2 separate regions of the Homo sapiens genome follow, and region 1 is linked to region 2. The links are chromatin contacts, found by Hi-C or POLR2A ChIA-PET in ENCODE. All regions are on one chromosome and are shown on one strand. Each heading gives the region's core, a stretch centred on a gene start or an enhancer-like site at or near the end of the contact. The rest is flanking DNA. Distances are from core to core; before and after follow the strand shown. Region 1 holds the start of PSMB8-AS1 (PSMB8 antisense RNA 1). Region 2 holds the start of HCG27 (HLA complex group 27).

Region 1 (2,700 bases), core at 1-2,500, 1.6 Mb after region 2:
GTGTGTCCTAAATCAATATCCACTTCCACTTTGTTGCAGAGTTGGCCTCCTGTGGAAAGGAGAGCCCAGCTCCCCAGATTCTGCCTGCTGGAGCGTATACACTCACTAATGTAGGACCCAGCTGAGGCCCGAGAATCCACTGCTGCAATCACTCCATGCTGGAACTTGAAGGCGAGCGTGGTGGTGCCATGGGCCATCTCAATCTGAACGTTCCTTTCTCCGTCCCCACCCAGGGACTGGAAGAATTCTGTGGGCTGATAAGAGAAAAGAGGTTGAGAAAGGCAATGAAAAATTCTGTAGTAAGAGGCTCCAGGAAAAGGTTTTAGGGAGTATGAGGGTGAGGAGATATGCAGAAATGATCTAACCATCAATAAATGAAACAGTTAATAACCAATCTCTAGAAGGAAATGGCTTGGGAGAAGGAAAAGAAGAGGCATGCCAGTATCAACCTTTTCCATTTTCCAGCACAACAGAAATGAAAGCAAGCACATGTTACCATTACTAAAAAATTTTGAGAGTGACTTAAAGGGTTTCTTCCATGCATAAAGCATTCAACCCTCACAAAACACGTTTAGTAACAGTATCCTCACTTTACAGAAGAGGGGCTTGGGACCTAGACTAAGTGACTTGTTCTAAGTCGCGCAACAGTGAGTTGCTGAGAGGAGGCCAGCAGGCAAATTTCATAGGTTTCCCAAGACACCACACACCTCCTATATCATGTGATAACCCCATGAAAAAGGCTCCACCATTTGTGTGTGGACAAGGGCAGGAAAGTTCTCTTGTCTTCCTTTGGGAGCCCCCACCTCACCTGTAACTCTTTGTCCTAACTTGCACTTCCTCCTCTCAGGCCCCATCCCCATGTGGCCTCTTCTTTGGGTCTGGCGCTCTCCGGGACTGAAGGCTACCCCCGACCCTGTACCCCGCGCTCCCGCTCTCGCCTCCTCCTCTCAGGCGACCCTCCACTCCTCAGCGCCCGCCTCCCTGCATCCCTAGGGGCTTCCCTACTGCCCCGACCTGCATTCCCCGGGGTAAAGCGAGCTCTGGAGATCGCATAGAGAAACTGTAGTGTCCTGGGTCCGAGCGACGCCCGCTTCCCGCAACCGGGAGAGCCGATTCCGGCCGCTGCCCTCGGGGGGCTCCGCATACATCTAGTAGCGCCATGACCGCCCAGCACCCAGAGATCTGTCCGCTCTCGGAGGAGGAAGTGAAAGCGAAAGCCACAGATCGAAGGGGAGGGAACAAGACTCTTTTCCACATCCCCCTGCCTTTTCCGAGAAAAGGACAGTTAGTGCCTGGACCAGGACCATCACACTGGGGACCGGCTTCTCTGCTCTCCCGTTATGGGGGTCGGGGGAATGATGGGTCAAGGGTCTTCCGAAGAAAGCGAGAAAGGAACAGGCGCCTTCAAAAGCCCACTTGGCGATGGGTTACAGTAAGAGGTACCTCCAGGCCCGGGCATCCGCTGGAAACAGGGGTGGGTAGGGTCGTGTCATCTAAAGGCGCAGCTTCAACCAGAAGACTAGAAGTCAGCCAGGAGCTGGGAGTAGTGTCACGCGGGGTGGGGGTTCCTATGAGCATCACTTTACAAAACCAGGAGGGACGGAAGTGCGAGGGGGCAGAGTCTTGGAAACAGGTCCTGGGCCAACTGCAACAGAATATACCCGCCGCGTGTAGGGGAAGGCGGCGCCAGGGAGAGGGCGCAGTCTCTGAATCTTTCCACGGGGTCCATCCTAGGGCCCCTCCAGGTTCAACGGTCTCCTAACCTGTAGTCACCCACAAGAGCGTGCCCTTTCTGCCCGCCCTTCCTAGCGTTGCTCCCTGCTTGGCTGAGCACTGCGGAGTTTCACGCCTCTAAACCCCGCCTCTTCTTGCAACCTGTGTTGGCCTCATCTACCCAGCAACTGTCGACGTCACACGACCTGGGCCTCCCTGAATGGGAGATATTTACTAGGCAATCCCGCCTACTGTTCTGAGGTTTCCCCTCCAGGTGCAGCTTCAGAGCCAGGCGAGCCAGGAAGGACCAGCGGGCGAGGTGGTGAGTTGTGAGGCGCGCCCAGTCCCTCTGTTCCCGCCTGGCACTTGCTCTGGCCGCGCCCGCCCCATCTGCCACTTCGGAGAGGCCACGGCTCTGAGCTGCGGCCGCTAGTGCCCTGATGGGCCCTGTGGCTGGGGTCTTGCACATTCTTGGGGGTGGGCCTAAGGGGATAGGGGAAGTGGAAGGGGCCTCATAGGAATTAAAAAGCTTAAGGGAAAAGGTGATGCAGTTAGGGGGTAAAACATTGAGGATGATAAAAGAGGAGACATCCGCAGCTGAAAAGTGCGCTGCAAAAGGCAGTGGGCCGTTTGGTGTGCCGGAAACATAAGAAACCACAGTACAAAACACCAATTTTATTATAAATATCAAGAACCTACAGGGTGTTTATGGGCCAGCATATGCCTTCAGTTATGTTGAAAATAGCTGATCATCTTTCCGTACATTCTGAACATTTCTCAGTTTCAGAGTGCTGGCCACACCAAAGCATCAGCCCTGGCTCTAAACTCCGTTACAGTAAGGAATTACAAATCCTGTGTTTGTACTCCAGGAAGTCTGCATTATCACGAGGAGCTTGGAAAGGAGGTAACACACTCAAGGCAAATTTCAAGTAACTCATCCTGGAGGCAGCTGCCTACTCTGCAGCTGTGGTTCTCCACCACAGAGAG
Region 2 (4,107 bases), core at 524-3,023:
CAGCACCTTGTGCCTAGCTCAGGGTTTGTGAGTGCACCAATCCACACTCTATCTAGCTGCTCTGGTGGGGCCTTGGAGAACCTTTATGTCTAGCTCAGGGATTGTAAATACACCAATCGGCACTCTGTATCTAGCTCAAGGTTTGTAAACACACCAATCAGCACCCTGTGTTTAGCTCAAGGTTTGTGAATGCACCAATCTACACTCTGTATCTAGCTGCTCTGGTGGGGCCTTGGAGAACCTTTGTGTCCATACTGTGTATCTAACTAATCTGATGGGGACTTGGAGAACCTTTGTGTCTAGCTCAGGGATTGCAAACGCACCAATCAGCACCCTGTCAAAACAGACCACTCGGCTCTACCAATCAGCAGGATGTGGGTGGGGCCAGATAAGAGAATAAAAGCAGGCTGCCCGAGCCAGCAGTGGCAACCCAGTCGGGTTCTCTTCCACACTGCTAAAGCTTTGTTCTTTTGCTCTGCAATAAATCTTGCTACTGCTCACTCTTTGGGTCCATAGTGCTTTTATGAGCTGTAACACTCACTGTGAAGGTCTACAGCTTCACTCCTGAAGCCAGCAAGACCAAAAGCCCACCGGGAGAAACAAACAACTCCAGACGTGCCGCCTTAAGAGCTATAACACTGACCGCAAAGCTCTGTAGCTTCACTCCTGAGCCAGCGAGACCACGAACCCACCAGAAGGAAAAAACTCCGGACACGTCCGAACATCAGAAGGAACAAACTCCAGACGCGCCACCTTAAGAGCTGTAACACTCACCGCGAGGGTCCACAGTTTCATTCTTGAAGTCAGTGAGATCAAGAACCCACCAATTCCGGACACAAAACTTGCTTAATTACAGAAAATATGAAAAGTATATAAAAGCAGGGTCTCACTCTGTCGTCCAGGCTGGAGTGCAGTGGTGTGATCACGGCTCACTGCGACCTCAAACTCCTGGTCTCACACGATCCTCCTGCCTCGCCTCCGAAAACTCTAGTTTTACAGATATGAACCATAGCGCTAGCTCTTACTGTCTTTCTTCAACACGTCCTCCCATCCTTCCCTCCTTTCTCCACTCTGCATTTGACCCCGGTGTATTCCAGCCTCCAGGCCAACACACGTGACCACGTCTGCCTGGGGCAGTTGAAGTAAAGGACGCGAGGCGGCGCTGTCACCGCATTCTGTGAACCGCAGCGCTCTGGGTCCCTCCCGCTGGTCTAGTATCATTTCAGTGAACGTCACTCTACATTTTTTGTGTGTGTGTGAGATGGAGTCTCTGTCGCCCAGGCTGGAGTGCAGTGGCGCGATCTCGGCTCCCTGCAAGCTCCGCCTCCCGCGTTCAAGCCATTTTTCTGCCTCAGCCTCCGAGTAGCTGGGACTACAGGCGCCTACGACCACACCCGGCTAATTTTTGTATTTCTAGTAGAGAAGGGGCTTCACCATGTTGGCCAAGCTGGTCTCGAACTCCTGACCTCAAGTGATCCGCCCGCCATGGTCTCCCAAAGTGCCGGGATTACAGACGTGAGCCACCGCGCTCGGCTGTCACTGCAGACTTTGATGGGGGCCACACTCGGGGTATAAATTAGGATCCTCACTGAAAGGGCGGGACCATGGAGGCTTTTTCTTGGCCCCTTAGTTGTGGGTTTTCCTCTGGGCGGCGAAGCCAGTTTCCATCAGAACTGCCCAGAGGCGGGCGCTGCCTTCCTGGGGTGACGCAGCAGCAGGAAGAGTTTCCGGATCCTGGAATCCGTGGGCGGCCCGTGGGAGGGGCTGAGGCTCATTTCTCTACTCACCTGTCTCCGAATCCGTCGTGGTGTTTCAAGCGAGTCAAGATTCCAGATCGCGCCCCAGGCTGGACTCGGAATTACTGCCCCGCGGGTCTGCATTTTCACAGCGGCAGGTGTGAGTTCCCCGCCGCTGGAGACCAGAAGCCTGAAGGCAGCTCCGCCCACCCCAGCCCACAGCGCCGTTATTCCGTTTCTATATCAGTAAACACTTGTCATTTTCCGTAGACCAGGGCGGGGTGACGGGTGATCCCAGTCCTCGCAGTGAACTCTGGGGCGCAGAATTCAAAACGCTTGCGGTCGCCGAGCGCAGCCCCGCCCTGGGTTATGTAAGTGACAGCGCTGGGCCGTTTCTCTTTTTTTTCCGGACCCCGCAGTGGCGCCTAAAGTCTGCAAGGAGGAGGTCGCCTCTGTGCTGTGGGTCCAGGAATCTAAGGCGAGTGCTGAGGGAGAAAATGTAGTTGATGGGGCAGAGCAGAAGGGGCTGTAGGTGGGTTGGAGGGGGAGGGGAACGGGCAGCCAGGCCTGGACCCTGGGGAGTGACTCACCCGGAGCCGAAGACCATCTCAGCTTTCCCTAGCCCAGAAAGGGTGGGACTGGCTTTATTTCTGCCTGCCATCACCTCAAAATGCCGTGGGACAAATCTTACATATTATTATTGTTATTTATTTATGTATTTTATTTTTTTTGAGACAGTCTTGGTCTGTCACCCAGACTGGAGTGCAGTGGCGCCATCTGGGCTCACTGCAACCCCCACCCCCCCGGGTTCAAGCAATTCTTCCTGCCTCAGCCTCCCAAGTAGCTGCGATTACAGGCACCCCCCACCACGCCCGGCTGATTTTTATATTTTTAGTAGAGACGGGGTTTTGCCATGTTGTCCAGGCTAGTCTCGAACTCCTGACCTTAGGTGATCCACCCGCCTCGGCCTCCCAAAGTGCTGGGATTACAGGTGTAAGCCACCGCGCCTGGCCGGGAAATATCTCTTACAGAAATAAAGGCAGTTGGCTGGGTGTGGTGGCTCACCTGTAATCCTAGCACTTTGGGAGGGTGAGGCAGGCAGATGGTTTGAGCCTAGGAGTTTAAGACCAGCCTGGGCAAAATGGTGAAACCCCTTCTCCACCAGAAATACAAAAAATTAGCCGGGTGAGGTGGCTCATGCCTGTAGTCCCAGCTACTCCGGAAGCTGAGGTGGGAGGATCACCTGAGCCTGGGGAGGTCGCGGCTGCAGTGAGCCATGATTAACCCACAACTGCACTCCGCCTGGGTGACAGAGTGAGGCCCTGTGTCAAAAAATAAGAAAGAAAGAAGAGAGAGAGAGAGGAAGGGAGGGAGGGAGGGAGTTGAGGTTCAGAATATGTAACAGTGTTTATTGCTATACTCCATTCAATGGACTATGGACTATTATGCAGTGATTTAAAAGTAGGAGTTTGGGCTCACACCTGTAATCTCAGCATTTGGGAGGCTGAGGTGGGCGGATCACTTGAGGTCAGGAGTTCGAAACCAGCCTGGTCAACATGGTGAAACCTCGTTTCTACTAAAAATACAAAAATTACCCTGGCATGGTGGCACACGCCTGTAATCTCAGTTACTTGGGAGGCTGAGGCAGGAGAATCACTTGAACTTGGGAGATGGAGGTTGCAGTGAGCTGAGATTGCATCACTGCACTCCAGCCTGGGGGACAAGAGCAAAACTCCGTCTCAAAAAAAAAAAAGATATTTCCCACCTTGGATTGCTGGGTCGGGGGGTGGTGGGTATTTTCATTCATAATTGTCAGATTACTTTCATAAACAATGGAAACAGTTTCAGGCTCCTCAGCTTCTCACCTCCAAAATGGGCCTTTTCCTGTATCATTAACAGTCCTCAATGTTCTGGCTAATCAACTGAGCGACTGTTTATAGATTTGCAGGCCATTTGGATTTACAATTAATCTTATTAATGAGGCTGAAATGTGAAGTTTATCTCAGCCTCAAAGAAGTAATTCAGCAAGGATCAGTGGTTTCACTTAACAGTCTGGCTCTGAGGCTGGCTGTGGCCCTGTTATCCATGGTGAGCACCATGGGAATGCAGGCAAGGGCTGTGAGAGGCTTGGAACAAGGCTCCACCCAGGAGAGATCTGGGTGGGCGTTGGTGACCAGTAGAACCTAGGTGTCCTGGGCCAGTGCCCTTGGAGACTAGTCTTCTTTACCCCAGGCATCTTCTTTATTCTGGAATGAGCCTGCCCATCCCTCAGGAAGACTGAAAGGAATTCGGTCAGAAGAATATTATTGACTTTTATCCAGACTTGATTTCAGTAGAGTTCTGGGACCTGCCATATCCTATGGGTGAGCTC

Evidence for each region. A loop is a pair of places that touch in the nucleus more often than their neighbours do. ChIA-PET counts read pairs that join two places held with the same protein, here RNA polymerase II (POLR2A). Pooled maps may share reads with other maps.
Region 1: a pooled map shows a loop between it and region 2 (6-fold over the local background). The contact joins the promoter of PSMB8-AS1 here to the promoter of HCG27 in region 2. A Hi-C loop is called at or near these places in 1 of 168 maps with a recorded cell type or tissue (ascending aorta) and 7 of 50 pooled maps. POLR2A ChIA-PET finds 5 or more read pairs at or near these places in 1 of 52 experiments (activated naive CD4-positive, alpha-beta T cell).

What each region holds. Positions count from the first base shown.
Region 1 is chr6:32,842,836-32,845,535 of GRCh38, forward strand. It overlaps PSMB8-AS1 (PSMB8 antisense RNA 1), which reads left to right and starts at 1,251. Exons shown (of 2, transcript NR_037176.1): 1 at 1,251-1,439; 2 at 2,583-2,700. It overlaps PSMB8 (proteasome 20S subunit beta 8), which reads right to left and starts at 1,212. Exons shown (of 6, transcript NM_148919.4): 1 at 1,015-1,212; 2 at 107-254. The coding sequence starts at 1,161. It overlaps TAP1 (transporter 1, ATP binding cassette subfamily B member), which reads right to left. Exons shown (of 11, transcript NM_000593.6): 11 at 2,374-2,700.
Region 2 is chr6:31,195,987-31,200,093 of GRCh38, forward strand. HCG27 (HLA complex group 27) reads left to right here and starts at 1,774. Exons shown (of 2, transcript NR_026791.1): 1 at 1,774-1,896. RefSeq lists enhancers at 1-499, 2,637-3,520, 3,521-4,107.